Regions from separate parts of the Mus musculus genome. Here region 1 is linked to region 2. Evidence: chromatin loops called from intact Hi-C (ENCODE). Cell type or tissue: left cerebral cortex. All regions are shown on one strand.

Region 1 (8,000 bases), 210 kb after region 2:
CACGGACATCGCCCCAGCTCCAAGAATTAACACGGAAGCTCCCGGGGCCGGGGCCGTGAGGGAGAGCCGGCCGGTCCCGCGTCCCTGTCGGTCCGGCGCGGCTCTTGTGCGGGAGCCATGACCTCGCTGACCCAGCGGAGCTCGGGCCTGGTGCAGCGGCGCACCGAGGCCTCCCGGAACGCTGCCGACAAGGAGCGGGCGGCGGGAGGCGGCGGCGGCAGCGGCGAGGACGAGGCGCAGAGCCGCCGCGACGAGCAGGACGACGACGACAAGGGCGACTCCAAGGAAACGCGGCTGACCCTGATGGAGGAGGTGCTCCTGCTGGGCCTCAAGGACCGAGAGGTGCGGGCGCCGCGGCCCCGGCCGGGGTGGCAGCCGGGGTGGCAGCGGGACCCGGGTGGCTCCAGGTGGGGCCCGGGTGGGCGCTGGCCGAGGCCTCACCTGTCCCTGCTTCCGGAGCCCCGCGCCCCTGAGCGCCCTCTCGTCCCAAGGAGTGTGGGAGTCAGCCCTCTCCGGCTGCGCTCCGAGTGCTCCCGATCCTCCCGGTACCAAGTGCTCGCTTGGGTTTTCCCGTCCTCTGCTCACAAGCACTCTTAGTTCCGAAGTCTTGGCGATCTTTGCGTTTCTTCTTCTTCGCCGTCTGCCGCAAATAATGGCAACTCCAACCCAAGACTGTTGAGATCTAAAGACTCGGGGCTACCGCGGCTCCCAAGTATTGAGTTTTTGCAGGTTTTAAGACCCGGGAGAGGTTCGCGGATCTACTTGCTGTCGGCCCTCTTTCTTATGTAAAACTTGAGTTGCGGCGCGCGGTTAAGAAATTAGCAAAGTTGTTTTTACTGGGTATTGTTTTAAAAAGTCAATACTAAGTTGATATAAAACCTAGGAAGTTACTTTTTGGATGAACTTGGTTTGAGCGAGCGATGAGTTAGTTTTGCGGTTAGATCTGCTGTCGTCCTTTCCGTTTTGCCATTTTAAGGGAGGGCTTGTGAAGAGCTGGGAGGAATACCAAGTTTGCGCTTTGATGAAAGACTGCAAAGATTTAGGTAGGCTTAAGTTGTGTTCTGACGTTTGGAAAGGTCACCCCAGATATTTAGGAATTTCACACATATAAGTTGAAAAAGTGCAAGTGTCCGTCTTTTAAATGTCTGGATTCTGTAGTTAATGTTTGATTGATTTTATTAATACCCATCCATCTCTAAAGATGATTATTTTTAAGGGCAGACTTGCAGGATTGGATGTTTCATAAATCATGTATGATGAGGTGGCCCGGAAGTTTGTTTCGTTTCAGTGTGGAAACTCTAGACAACACATTTTGAGAGTCAGACAGAAAGGTATTGGATCTTGTTTTTAAATACGTTTTCAGAATTCAGGAAGGAGGACAAGAAACAAACCAGAACAAAACTCAGTTCATCCTATAAAACAGTTTTTTAGTTCCTCAGACTTAGCAGCGGTAGAGAGCTGAGTTTTTCCAGGGACTGTTTGTGGTTCCCGGATATTAGATACTACCCAGGGAAGTGCTTCTTGATGCCTTAATACCATTCAGCTTGAAGACACTTAATGGCCCTCAGGCTGTGAAAGGGGCACAGTACCTGTTTAATTACAGTTATTATGAGGAATGCGGTGGTGTGTGTTTCATTTTTAGTTGTGGAGTGAAAAGCTAGATGTTAGTGTGTGGCAATGCGATTTTAGAGAGCATTCACTTAGGAAGTAATTAGATTTTGAAAGCAGGCTTCTTGTAATACACATTTATCTTTCCTTCCCTCCTTCCCTACTTTGGAACAAAACAGATTATGAGACATTTCTAGGAAGTACAAGAAAAACAAAATGAAGGTTACATTCCTGGGTCAGCATTTTGGTTCTGTATGCTAGAACTCGGTAAAGCTACAACGGAACAAAAAAAATTATTTTTGGTATTGTCACATTGAGAAACAATGGTGGAAAAATACCTTTTACTTTAGAAGCCTTACTCTGAATTTTTAATATAAAGCTGTTACCAGTTATTTTTCTGTGATTGGTTCCCGTGAAGATAATCTGAAGAATTTTTTGAATTTAATGCTACTACAACATTCAACTAGTTTTGTTTTGTTTTGTTTTTTAAACAATGGAAGTTCTTTGATGGCAGGTAACTGAGACCATCTGTTGTGGTTGTTTTGTATAAGTATACTTCATAAGTCATGGCCAAGGTTCAGCCAGGCACTAATTTGTAGCATGTGGGGGTGGGCACTTGTTTTTAAAAAAATGTAGGTACATATTTTTTCTTTCATCAAGTGTGTACACAGTAGTGACTAGTCCTATAAACCTATCACCCAGTCTATTTGGGGGATGGTCCCCTTGTCTTTTTTTTTTTTTTTTTTTTTTAAAAGACAAAGTCTTGGTTTCCTGGCTCTGTTTCCGTAGCCACTTAAGCTTTGTTCAATTTGTTATTAACTTAGGTTCTAGGGATTGGGAATATACAGCTCGGTTGATAGAGTGCTTTGGATGAAGTTCTGAATTTGATTCCTTCCTCTGCACAGACTGGGCTTGGAAGCCCATCATGCCTATACTTCCACTTGGGAGGCAAGCCTATCAGAAGTTCAGGGTCACCTTCACCTACATAGAAAGTCAGAGGCCAGCCTGGGCTACATGAGAAGCCATTGGCTTCAGATTATTTACATGGAGTTTTGTTTAAAGTCTTTGTTAGGTCTCAAACTCAGGAAGTATAGCTGCTAGCCAAGGTGCCTATCAGAGCAGACACTGGCTACCTGTCTCAGCATCGCCTATACCTGTTAAGAGTCCTGACTCTTCTTAGCACTTTCATCCAGCCCTCCTACCCTCAACCTCTGCAGCCCCTGAGCTTCACTCCCTTCCCTCAGCTGCTCTGCTCTCTATAACCCTGCCTTTTGGCTATGTGGTCTCTTGGCCTCTTGCTCTCTTTGTCTCCTGGCTTACTCCAGCCTCTTGGCTCTTGTTTCTTCTCTCCAGCCTCCTATCCCCCTCACATGCCAGGTTCAGAGTGGACCTTTCCAGATGCCTGTTTATCCCCTCTACACTAAACCTTCCTACTTCAAACCTAGGAACAGTCATGTCCTCATTCAGTCCTGACTATAGTTTTGTTTTATTTTATTTATTTTTTTAGGTTCGAGGTAGCTTTTCAGGTTTTTTCTTTTCTTAAAACATCCAAGGGCTGGAGAGATGGCTCAGGAGTTCAGAGCACTGACTGCTCTTCCAGAGGGTTCAATTCCTAGCAACCACATGGTGGCTCACAACCGTCTGTAATGGGATCCGATGTCCTCTTCTGGTGTATCTGGAGTGTATTTATTTGTATACATAAGTAAATCGTAACAAACAAACAAACAAACAAAACACACACACACACACACACACACACACACACACACAACAACAGCAACCGAAAAACAAAAAAGCCCAAGCCTAGGCTCATTCATAGGTTCTGGGTACTTAATCTGGGTGAAGTGTCAGTGAGTGATATTTAGAGGCCACTGCTAGAATGTCAGATAGGTTCACTCATGAATTCCAATTAAGTAATTGGCAAGATTTCTGTGGATGGTTGGGGGCAGAGCAGGACAAATAGTAAATATTTTCTCTTCATTATTTATTTGTGTTTTTTTCCATTGAAGCCTTGAGTAGTTTCAGGATACTTGAGAATGACCATAAATAACCAAAAAGTTATATTAAAATATTTTTTTAAGAAGACTAAACTGAAGGGTCTCACACATATTGTACCACTAACTGTAACAATGACCCCCTTAAATAACTTGAATTATTTTATTGGTGGTAGGTCTAAATACTTAAGGTGAGATCTGATCATCTCATTTACTTGCCTATTTAAAGGTTTATTTATTTTTATTTTCTGTGTATGAATGCTTTGCCCCCATATTTGTATGTATGTACATCTAGTTTGTGTATCCAAGGAGGCCAGAAGAGGGCATTAGGTCCCTGAAACTAGAGTTATAGGTGGTTGGAAGCTTCCATGTGGGTACTTAAAATTGAACCTGGGTCTTCTGGAAGAACAGCCAGTGCTCTTAACCACTGAGCTGTCTCTCCAGCCTCAGTTTGACTACTTTAAATGACCAATTTAATCTAGTGTTTGGTGGCTGGGTAAGATTGTTAAAGTGCTTACCACACAAACACGAGGCCTTGCTTCCCAGCTCTCTCTGGAAAAGCTGGGAGTGATGTCACAGGTTGATGCAGAGTGAAGCTCCTGGACCAGCCATCCTAGCCATTCAGCAAGCTCCAGACCAGTGTGAGACTCGCCTGAAAGCCAAGATGGTTGGCATCTGAGGGCAACACTGAAGTTGACTGCCGACCTCTACACGATCACATATGTACAGACACCTACAGAAACAGGGAGAAAGAAAATGGCCTGTTGAGTAGAAGTGAGGCTTTGTCGTCCTTCTCTTTACATACTATGCAAGAGTTTCAGAATTCTCACAAATGTGGAAAATGGTCACTTCACGTGCTTGGGGGGGTGTACTTTTGTGGCACTTATTGCTAACACTTTACTGTACTTTCCCCCTTTGTCTTTGCGAAGCCCTAGAATTTTAGCTTTTTATTATTTACTTATTTATCCATTCATTTACTTATTTATTTTTGAGTCTCAGGGTTTATCTACGTAGTCCTGGCTGTTCTGGAACTCTGTTGATGAGGCTGGCCTTGAACTCACAGAGGTCCTTCTCCCTCTGCCTACAGAGTGCTGGGACTAAAGGGGGTGTGCCACCATTGCCTGATAGGATTGCTTGTTTGTTTCTTGTGTTTTAGATAGGGTCTGATGAAGGCCAGGCTGGTTTCCTTGACCTCTCTCTGGGTCCTCTTGTCTCTGTCTCCCTAATGTTAGGCTTACTGACAGCTTTGGAATGGCTTCTTGAGGTATCCTCCTATTGTTTTGTGTTATAGTTAAGTCTTGTCCAGTCAGTTGCCCTCCACTGAGGCTTTGGAAGAAAAAGAGGCTGAAAGGAAACCTTTTCAGAACAGCCTTCTTGTGTGTACTGTACTCCTGAATGTTGTTGTTTTGTTTGGTTGTGTTTTAGTTTTCTCCCTGTCTTTTTCTAGTGTGGTTTTTTTTTTTTTTTTTTTTGTCATCTGATTTTTCTAAGGTTTAATAGCTTTTAGTAACATCTTCTTTAAAGATACATTTCTAAAGTCCTAAGAGCTCTACTGCAGTAACACTTGAATAGTATGTAGTGATTAGGTGGGTTTGTTTAGAGAAAAGATGGTATTTGGCATGCCTCAAATTTCCTGGCAGTTCTTGAATCTGAAGTCTTCTTGAACTGGTGATCCTCTCCTCTCTGCCTCCCCAAGACTGAGATGGCAGGCTGTGTGGCAAGACTTAGGAAGTTTAAAAGATGAAACTGACTTTGTTGTTTTCACACTGTCCCCCAAAATTTGTTCATTTTGAAATAATGTTTAGAACACAGTATTTATCAAGATGTATAACTGTTTTGTAAACATTTTACCTCTATGAAGTTAATGTAAAATAGTGCTATTCTTAAACCTATAAGCCAGATAGTTATTGAGCTCAGTTTTAGAATTTCAAGGTGTGTTAAAAGTTTGTAGTAATTAAAAAAAAAACACACATAAAAGCTTCAAGAGTTTTGAATTTTGTAATTTCTTTTCTAATACTAACTATATTCTTTTGATATTTTTGAAGGGTTTGAATTTTCATCTCTTTAAGCCAAATATAAAATTTAGAGCCTATATGAAAAATAAGCTGTAAAGATTGCAACCTGTTGGCGTACTACAGTATTGCAATGTAACCTTGTGTATACACTATAGTGTTATAATGTGGCATGCACTAACACACACACAGACTTAAAAAGAAAACAGAATATTTTTCTTCTTGTTTCATAAACATTAGATTGACAGGGGAGATGTCCCAGGGGTGCTGGTAGAGGATCTCAGTTTGGGTAGCCAGAACTCTCATAAACTGGGTCTCATCAAGGCCCTTCTGTAATTCCAGGGCTCTTGAATCAGTATGGGTGCTGGAGACAGCAGAATTCCTGGAAGCTTCCAGGCTAACTAGCCTGGTGTGTGCAACAGTGAACAACAAAGACCCTGTCTCAAGGAGTCCAGTTGAAGATGGCTTGGCTGAACTGACTCCTGCAAGTTGTGCTCTGACCTACAATGAAGTAGTGTGTGTGTGTGTGTGTGTGTGTGTGTGTGTGTGTGTGTGTATGTGTCTCCTGTATGATGAACAAACATACAAATAAATGTAGCAAAATCTGGGTGGTAGAAAGCAAGGGCTGAACTTTGAGGTTGGTTCTGTAATTGCACAAATTGGTACAGCCACATTCACACATGCATACACATGCACACAGGCATTCATACATGAGATAGAGCAATAGAGAATGGTAGAATCTTACTAGCATGTTATTGTCCTTCATTTTAGTGTTTTGATGGTGCTGGGGATTTAACCCAGGCCTTGCACCCGCTAACCAAGTAGCACTCTAAGCCAAATTACATGTCCGTTGTAAAGTTAATTTAGCCTTAGTGAGTTGTGTTTGGTTTACATGCTTTACTAGAGAAACTGTCCACTTGGTGTCAACAGGTGCAGTTTAAAACTTTTGCTTCTACAGTTGACTATCTCACCTTGACTCAGTAAATAGTCTAAGTACATCATACACTCACTGAAGGTAACATTATTCCCAAGAGAATGAACACTGATTTTTGGGGGTGGTCTTGGAAAAAACGTCTTCCTTTCGTGTATAGAGAGGTGAGACATCCAGAATGTCCATCTTACATTCATGAAGGAAGAGATGGGGGGGGGGTGAAAACTGGTGGAGAGACCGAGGCTTCTTACATGTGTTTGCATTTAGATCACCTTAGAAACCATTTCTGGTTTCTGTGGTGGAAATCATATTACACTTTGGTGTATTTGGCAATGAGGATGGCACCCGGGGCCTTGGCACCCTACCTACATGGTCTGAACTACATCCCTTCCCTAGAAATTATTTTCTATGAAAGGGGGGCAGTGGAACATGCCTCTGACAACTTGGGAGGCTGAGGCAGGGGGACTGCTGATCTCAGCCCTTGGAGGAGGCCAGTCTGGACAACATAGCTCCTTTCTCAAAGAACAGCTCTGTTGATAGAAATTTCATTTATAACAGAATTTGACTGAGACTAGTATGAATTCTAGAAAGTTACTAGTTAACATTTTAGTAGTAATTTTTAGAGAGCATGGAAGATAACCTGTATCTGTCCATCCCTGGCTTTTTGAGAAAGACTTCAGATTGGAGGGCTTACAGTCAGCTTTTGGTGATTACTGCCCCCTTGGGATTTTTTTCCTGGTCAGGACTGAACTTGGGACCTTGTGCTGGCTGTGGATTCTCTTTAAGTGTTCTACCTCTAAACGACCATCCTTGCCCTACCCTAGTTCCCCTCCCTCCCTCCCTTCCAGATTTATTTTATGTGCAAGAGTGTTTTGCCTGAATGTATGCATATAGCATGAGCATGCCTGGGGCCCTTGGAGATCAAGGCATCCCAGGCTTCAGAGCCTCTAAAACCAGAGTTTTGTGGATGGTTAATGAGCCAGCATGTTGGTTCTAGGAACTAAACTTGGGTCTTCTGCAAAATCCGGTGCTCTTAGCTACTAATCCCCCAACCCCCCAGTTTCAGTTTCTTATACAATTGTTAAATAATTTTATACCATTTAAAACAAAAAACAGAAATTACATGTATTTAAATTTAGTTATTGAGTAGGATTTGCCAGTTTTTGAGATTAAACAAGTTTAACTGGTAATTCGTATTTTCAGTTAATCAAAATATGTCATTCATGTATCAGTTCCTTTGCTAAGTGCTGAGGTTTCTAAGATTTTTAGCTTTTTTTTTTTTAAAGATTTATTTATTTATTTATTTATTACATGTAAGTACACTGTAGCTGTCTTCAGACCCTCCAGAAGAGGGAGTCAGATCTCATTACGGATGGTTGTGAGCCACCATGTGGTTGCTGGGATTTGAACTTCGGACCTTCAGAAGAGCAGTCGGGTGCTCTTACCCACTGAGCC
Region 2 (8,000 bases):
AGGTGTGACTCACATCCAGATTGGTTATGCATTCTACCTCATTTGTATGTTCCTCATCTGATTGGTTACTCTCTCAGTACCTCACTGAGCCTCATTATCATACCTCATTTGCATGTCTCTCATCTGATTGGTGATTCTCTCTCAGTACCTTACTGAGCCTCATTATCATGCCTGGGCCAGGAAGTGACTTGGTGAAAAACTTTAGTGCATATGTACACATTGGTTGTTTATCCAGACTTATGCATGGTGGCCAGCGGTAGCCAGCGCCACCTTGTAATGACATATGTGGCTTCCCACAGGTTCCCTATGAAAAGGGAAAAAAAGAAGGAAATCAGGGCCTGTGTCAGTGATCAGTCACGTGGAAAACAGGCATGAACCGCTAGTGTTGATGACTGTCACCCTGCTGCTCTGCTTAGGGGCATTCTGAGGAGACACGGTGTTCTAATTTTAGAACATATGCTGCCAAAGTAAGCACCTGAAACACAGCATCAAAGGCAGGTCTGCAGGAGTGCGCCTTATCATTGGCTTCCTATGGAAGGATGGTCTGCACACGGATCTAGACTTGAAAATGAGTGTGAGTTGATAGGTTTGCCAGATGACCAGGTCCTAGGTAAAATAAGGCTAAAAATTTTAATAATTCATATAGCTGTCTATAGTGTTTAAGTGTCTATATGCTTAGTCATACATGAACCGAACTCAGGTCCTCTGGAAGACTAGCAAATGCTCTTAACTACTGAGCCACCTTTCCAGCCCCGGAAGATGTTATTCTATTTGTGTAAAAGTATACATATGTATCAAAAAATTAGAATAAGAGAGATTTGTGTTAATAGACTTAATTGTGGATTGGAATATTAAAAGGAATTGAATAATGCAAAAAAAAAAGATAAGAGAAAGTTATGACAAGCAAGTCCAGGTACATTACAAACCTTTCAGAAAGGTCACAGGAAGTCAATATACTCGTGACCCATGTATCTGAGGTACCCCAGACTTAATACACACCATTGTTCATAGCAAAAGAACTCTGAAGATGTGATTAAGGTGATCCTGAATTATCCAAACAGATTCAAAGATCCCAAGAGAGGAAGACAGAAGTATAAAAGTCAGAGAATGAGGGCTGGAGAGATGGCTCAGCAGTTAAGAGCACTGCCTGCTTTTCCAGAGGTCCTGAGTTCAAGTCTCAGCAACCACATGGTGGCTCACAATCATCCATAATGCAATCTGATGCCCTCTTCAGGGGTGTCTGAATTTAGCGACAGTGTACTTACACATAATAAAATAAATAAATCTTTTTTAAAAAAAAGAGAGAGAGTCAGAGAATGAGCTAGAGACATTACTGCTTAGATGATATGCTTGTAGATGATCTCTTAAATGTTTGCCTCTTTCATTAACATAGATAGATAGATAGATACATACATACATAGATAGATAGATAGATAGATACATAGATAGATAGATAGATAGATAGATAGAAATACACACACATATTTGTGTGTGTGCGCACGCATGCACATGGCACACGCATGTATGTGTAGAGGCCAGAAGATAACCTCAGTCAGCTCTCTTTCCACCATGTGGCTCCTGGGGATAGAACGCAGGCCATCAGACTTGGCAGCAAGCATCAACACCTGTGAGCTGTCAAGTCAGCCCTTCTTAACCGGTTAAAAGGTGGCTCCTGGTGAGGAGAAACCACAAGGATGTTAAGGAATTAGGACAAATTCATGTTATCAAGACTGAAATGAAGCTCAATGGTGGAGTATTTGCCTAGCATGCATAATGGTCCAGTCCCCAGAAACACACACACACACACACACACACACACACACACACACTCTTCACACAAAGGTCATTGTCAGCTAGTAGGAGAGCTGGGATTTGAACTTGGATCATCAGATTCCACTACTACACTATCCCATAGAGTAGGCAGTAGTCACAGGTAAGTCTTTACATTTAAATTTATATAGCTTCTGTAACACCAGTTGCATTTCAAGTACTCAGTAATGGCTACCATGTTGAGCAGTTAGAGAATGATTTCATATTGAAATAAAATCCTATTGGATAGTATTGCTCTAGAGTGTCGTTCCAAATCAATATGCCTTTTAGCATTTGCTTATTGATATGGTTATCAGTGTCTAAGTGAGAACACAGTGGCTGAGACTCTTCAAGCTGCATTTATTTTTATATCTTCATATATTTTTAGCAGTGCTAGGGCTGGAATCCGTGGAATCGGTAGTGCCACCAAGTTGCAGCCAGCCCCTCCATGCCTTTAAATAGTTATTCCTCATGACTGTGTGGAGTTCTTCAAGTTCTTCAAATTCTTAGGAATGTATTACCGACACAATGAAACCCTTTATAACACTAGTGTTTGGATTTGAGATTTGGCAGTGAACACGGTGAGTCAGAATGTCAAGGGAACCAGGAGGACAAAACTAGGTTGGTATTTCCTTATACGCCTGTTATCACGATGGGTGGTAGCTGGGGGTGGTAGTGGTGAAAGGTATTGACTACATATGTCTTTAATACGTTGCTGTCAAGTATTTAAGTGCCTACTTATTCTAGGCATGGTGGCAGACATTGGAAACTCAGCGGTCAGATGTAGTTCCTGACCCTGAGGGGCTTATGTTCTTTCCTGAGAGGAAGAGAGATACACAGCTAGGAATAACAAGTTTATGAGTTGGGAAACGCAAAGAATGGGAGGGAGGCTAACTAGGGAGACAATGATGAATGTTCTAGAAGTTCATAAGGGAGAAACAGCCACAGGCACTAAGGCGGAGAACAAACATAGCTGGTGACCTACCACCAAGATCACATGTAGTGAGAGGTTCCTCCTACATGTTTTGGGATCACCATATATCATAAAGGATTGGCCTGCTGGAGTCAGTACGTAAGCCGATAAAATTTAAATTCTGCCTCTGCGTAGCTTACTGGTTTTTTTTTTTAAAGAACCACTGGAGATGATGTATTATAATATACAGGACTGTTCACATGGTGCCATTTCAAAAAAATCGTAGATTCCTTATATCTCCATAGAGATTGGTTTAGGAGATCTGACCCTTACAAAAAGATCAGTGGCCTGCTTAGGCAGTCTTAGGCAAGACACGTGTGAACTAGGGAAGAACTGGGGCAGGGGGAGGAAGAAAAGTTTAGATATTAAAGAAAAGATGCTGGGCATGGTAGTACATTCTTATCACTCCAACAGTCCTGAGTCTGAGGTGGGAGAATTGTACATTTGATGCCAATCTAGGCTGCCTGCATCAGGGAACTCTGTCTCAAAAGGTAAACCAACAGTCTCCTCCTAGGTGTGAGTCAGCAGAAATATGAATAGAGGTCATAGCAAGAACTCCCATCCCTGTGCACCAAGTGTGATGGCCCACAGCCACAGTCCCAACACTGAGACGAAGAAAGCAAGACTGTCTCCAAACTTGACAATGGGGCTTCAAAATACTATGCTAAGTGAAGAGAACTAGACCAAAAAGATAGATGTTCTTAACGTTTATTCATATGTCCAAAATACACAAATCCATAGAGATAGAAAGTACTTCTATGGCCAGGCCTGAGGTGTAGCTGCTGGGTAATCCTCACAGGAGGCTGAGGTGGCAGAATTGTTGCCAGTCTTGGTTACATTGTAAATAGCAACCTAGACAGGGCCACAGAGCAAAGAAAAATGGGGGAGACAGACTTGGATTCAAAGCTCTAGGTTCAATCCCTAGAATTTGAAAAATAAACAAATACCCAATCAGGGGTTGGGAGAAACTGAAGACACATGATTGCTAATTGGCATAGACTCCATTACTACAGTGAGAAAAATATTTTCAAGCTCTGGGAGTTCTATACCTCAGAGAATGTATTAAATGTCATTGAGTTAAATACATTAAAAGAGTGATTCTCACAGTATGTGAAATACAGCCTTTCTTTTGCGAGGCTAAGTTGAGACAGTCTCACTCTGCAGGGCAAACTGGTCTAAAACTCACCACAGGCTGGTCTCAAGTCTTGCTCTTCTTCACTCTAGTTAAGAGTTATCGCTGTGATAAACACTATGACCCAAAGTAGCGTGGGGGGGGGGGGGTGGAGGTTGATTTGATCTTACAATTCTTAGATCACATTCTATCACTAATGTAACTGAGGGCAGGAACTCAAGGCAGAAACCTGGAGGCAGAAATGGAAACCATGCGGGAGCACTGCTTAGCACCAAGGATCACCATCCTCGAAATGGCACTACCACCTCCAGTGAGTTGGGCCTCCCCCACACCAATCATTTATCAAGACAGAGCCCACGGACACGCCTACAAGAGAATCTTCTGGAGTCGTTCTGACAACTAAGATTCCCTCTTCCCAAATATGTGTAGGTTTGTGTCAAACTGACTATAAAAACCAACTAGCTCTTGCTATTTATTCTTCTTGATACATAGTAGCTAATGTGACCTGCTTTCTGCCTGGTTTATCTGTATTCCACAAGGTCTCTCAGGAAACCAGGCCTCAAAGGTGCAGTTGAAGACAGGCTTTCTCAGATGAGCTCCACCTTGTGGCTAACAGAACTGCCAATTAACATTCTCTAATTTGTCTTCGGATGCTAGTTGAGGTTCATAATTATAACCCCAAATACTGTGGGACTCCAGCACTGCATTCTGACTCATCAAAGCATGATTAAGCTGTGCATCCTCTTGCTTGATCACTCTTCAAGTGCTTTCTGGTGACTTGTCACTAGGCATTCGATATTGGCACTCTGCGCTCAGAAAGATCATAGTTTGGTGGGAGAACTCCCCACCCACCGAACCACCACACAATAAAGTTGTAGCTGTGACGAGGCAACTGGGCAAAATCGCACTGTGCTCTGGGAGCACAGTCACAATCTGATCAACCGAAGAGGTCACAGAGGGGACATCATGGCGGGATGCGGAGGGCAGACTGCATTGAGTTTAGTCCTCCACTACCTAAGGCAAAGAGAAGCAAGAATTCTAGGCAAGGAGATTGTAAGATGCCCTGTGTGGGCAGAGGGGACATGTAAACAGGAGGTCAGGGTTGTTGACATGATGAGAATACGGCGTTATAGACGGTGAATAGGCAGGAAGGCCAGATCATGTAAAGTCTTGAAACTTAGAAGTCAGCTTTGTCCTGAGGAGGATGAGGAGCACAGGCTTACCTATGTAGCATAGGTCGCTGACTCCAGTCAAGCACGTCTTTGTGTGTTTACCTATGTACCTCCAGTGTGTGAGCTTGTGAGGGCCTGTATACATATGTGCATGTGTGTGGTTGCACATAGAAGCCAGAGGTGGATGTCGGATGATCTTTGCTCTCCCCCTCAGATTTTGAGGCTTTTTTATTTTCAACTGCAGCTGAACTGAGCCCTTCTGATTGGACTGGCTAGGCAGAGAACCCCAGGGATCTTCCTGTAGCGTCCCACTTCTGCCCTTGTCCCCGCAGAGCTGAGGCTGCAGGTGCAGGCCATGGGGTGCTGAGGCTCAGCACTCTGGTCGGCATGCTTGCACGCCATGGACTGAGGCTCTCTCGATCTCCATCAGTTGCTTATTTGTTGCTGGTGCTATTTTGTTTGGAAGCAGGATCTCATGTATCTTGGGTCAGGCTCAGACTTCCTGTTTAGCTAAGGATGGCCTTGAACGTCTGACCTCCTGCTCCTATCTTTCCAGGGCTGAGATTACAGGGGTCATCAATTGTGCTCAGTTTATGTGATGATGGGGCTTAAAGCCAGAGCTTCCTGAGTGAATGCCAGCTTAGGCAAGCGAGCGCTCTACCAACTCAGTTACATCCTCAGCTCCAGGAAAAGTTTGTTTTCTGTTCTTAGCCCAGGGGATTGTATGCTGCTGTGTGGCCTGGCTGGGTATTCTGTGACATACTCCTCAAGCTTGAAGCCATAATGAAGTTCTTGGATTGTAGGTGGATATTCTGCATGGAGTATTTACTTACTAGAAGGTTGGTTTTAAAAAGAACATCCAGCCTTGTTTGTTTGGTGTGGGTGTGTATTACACAAGCAGATAAGTAGACGGACAGACAGAGATATACTTGTGTGTATGCCATGGACATAGGTAGAGGTTAGAGGAAACCTTGTAGAGTCAGTTCGCTCCTTCCATCTTTCCATGAGTTTCAGCGGTCAAACTTGAGCCTCCATGTTTGCACAGCAAGCACCTGAATCCTGCTAAGCCATCCCTCGGGGTCCCAGTTTTGGTTTTGGTTTGTTTTTAATAAGAAGTTTAGATGCTGCTTTAAATCAGTCCCATCTGACTCTTACCACAGCACTCTGAAGAATACTTCTTCTTCTGTATTTAGTGTATGCCTGTGTATATGTGTGGACACGAGAGGGAAGGTCAGGGGACATATTGTACCTGCCTGGGCCATTTGGCTTGATAGCAAGCACTTTCACCTGCTGAGCCATCTCAATGGCCCATATGAAGAAGATGCTGTTATTCCTATCTTAAGAGGCTCCAAAAAGTTAAATAACATTAATCAGAATATCCCCCTGCTAGCTCCCCCAAGACCCAGATCTTTTTTTTTTCTTTCAGTCTGCTCCAAACATCTTTCCTAAACAAGGTGAGGGCAAGCTAAAGTACTTACTATAGGCTAGCCTGTCACACCCCGAAGGACCATCACCACCAAGAAGCCAGTTTCTACTTCAGTTCAGTGTAAGTTATCAACACTGTAACTCTATCCTCTCAAGACAAGCAGCCAAACAGAAAGCCAGCCCTTAACAGAAATCAACAATTGCCACCCGACTCTTCTCCTCCCATTTAATGCAAATAGCTTACTAGTGGTGAGGCTTATGGAAGCAGCTGGCTGCTTAGCTAGCCTAGAGACTTCATTGTTCCGTGAAGTTCAAGGCAAGTCACCTTTTCAACACAGTTCTAATGCCCCATATGTAGGAGATTTTTTTCCCCCTTAGCAACACAATTGGGAACCATCAGTGTTCTCGAAAACAATGACACTGATTTTCCCCCAAAGCCCTACATTTTCCCTTTGAAATGAGAAAAAAGACAAACCAGGCAGGTTCTCAGAACCTGTACTGTTGTAGGAGGTGTGGGGGTTGACGCCAGTGGGGACTGAGGCAATGTTTGCCTTAGGTAGACTAAAGCGCTGATTTCCACGGGTGAGTTCTGATTCACTCTGACTGTTTTAAGGCTCATCAGACTTAAGAGATAAGCAGCAGGGGGCTGCTGGATGGCCACGAGGCAGGTGAGAGGTGAGGTGCAGCGCTTCCTAGGCCTTGGTGGAGGCAGGGTAAGAGCAAGACGACAGAAATCAGTCCAGGAGTGGCTGGGAGAGGGGATGGAAGGGGAGGGAGAGCCCAGCGGAAGCAGTATAGTGAGTGCCAGGTCTCCAGGTCAGCCAGCAAGACCCTAACTAAAGGAGAAAGAGAGAGAGAGAAGAGAGAGAGAGAGAGAGAGAGAGAGAGAGAGAGAGAGAACGATCGCTAGCTCAGGTCATCTCAGCTCCATCCCTAGCAGTAGAAAAGAAATGGGCGGGGGGGGGGGGGGTGGAGGTGGGGGAGGTGTGACTGAAAATGGCCTGAGACAATACAGAGATAACACTAAAGCATCTGTAATGAAGACACAGTTGCATGCAGTAAAGAACTATTTATAAAGTATTGATCCTGACCCAGGGAGACCTGGCACTCTTTTGAAGCTCAGGTAAGGAGTGAATAGGTGGGTAGTTTCTATTTTGAAACACTGTCTCCCTCTGTAGTGTAGGCAGGTCTAGAACTCTGGGAAATCCTCCTGTCTCAGCCTCTCCAATGATGGGATTTATAGGTGTATGCCCCTCTACCCAGGAAATCTAAGACTCTCACAAAGACATTTGAACTGGTCATCCCCGCACTCAGTTCTAGCCAGAGTGACTTCCTTGATACTCTATAGACTTCTCCACTGCCCTTCCTCCAGGTAGCTACCTGGGTGGTTTTCTTGCTTCTGTCAGGTCTCTATTCCAGGGCTTGCCCTAACCGCCCGAACTCCCCTTATCTTCATTGTCCTGTTTTTATTCCTAATACTCCAGTCCCA

The links. Hi-C counts contacts between places; a loop is a spot of excess contacts. Peaks named below come from ENCODE experiments on the same cell type or tissue, not always from the same donor. Only the 100,000 strongest peaks of a DNase experiment are listed, where the experiment ranks them.
Region 1: it touches region 2 in a loop (2.1-fold over the local background); 2 of 42 quality-filtered maps call a loop at or near these places.

Annotation. Positions count from the first base shown.
Region 1 is chr15:12,321,615-12,329,614 of GRCm38, forward strand. It overlaps Golph3 (golgi phosphoprotein 3), which reads left to right. Exons shown (of 4, transcript NM_025673.2): 1 at 1-342. The coding sequence starts at 118. Among named protein-coding and RNA genes, the nearest start is that of Golph3, 4.1 kb to the left of the region's middle. In left cerebral cortex, CTCF peaks have their summits at 3,936 (motif pointing right) and 5,732; DNase peaks (open chromatin) are centred at 269, 539 and 722; H3K4me3 peaks cover 2,335 bases; H3K27ac peaks cover 742 bases.
Region 2 is chr15:12,109,095-12,117,094 of GRCm38, forward strand. No RefSeq gene overlaps it. Among named protein-coding and RNA genes, the nearest start is that of Zfr, 4.8 kb to the right of the region's middle. In left cerebral cortex, a CTCF peak has its summit at 4,510 (motif pointing left); DNase peaks (open chromatin) are centred at 2,344 and 4,524; H3K4me3 peaks cover 90 bases; H3K27ac peaks cover 819 bases.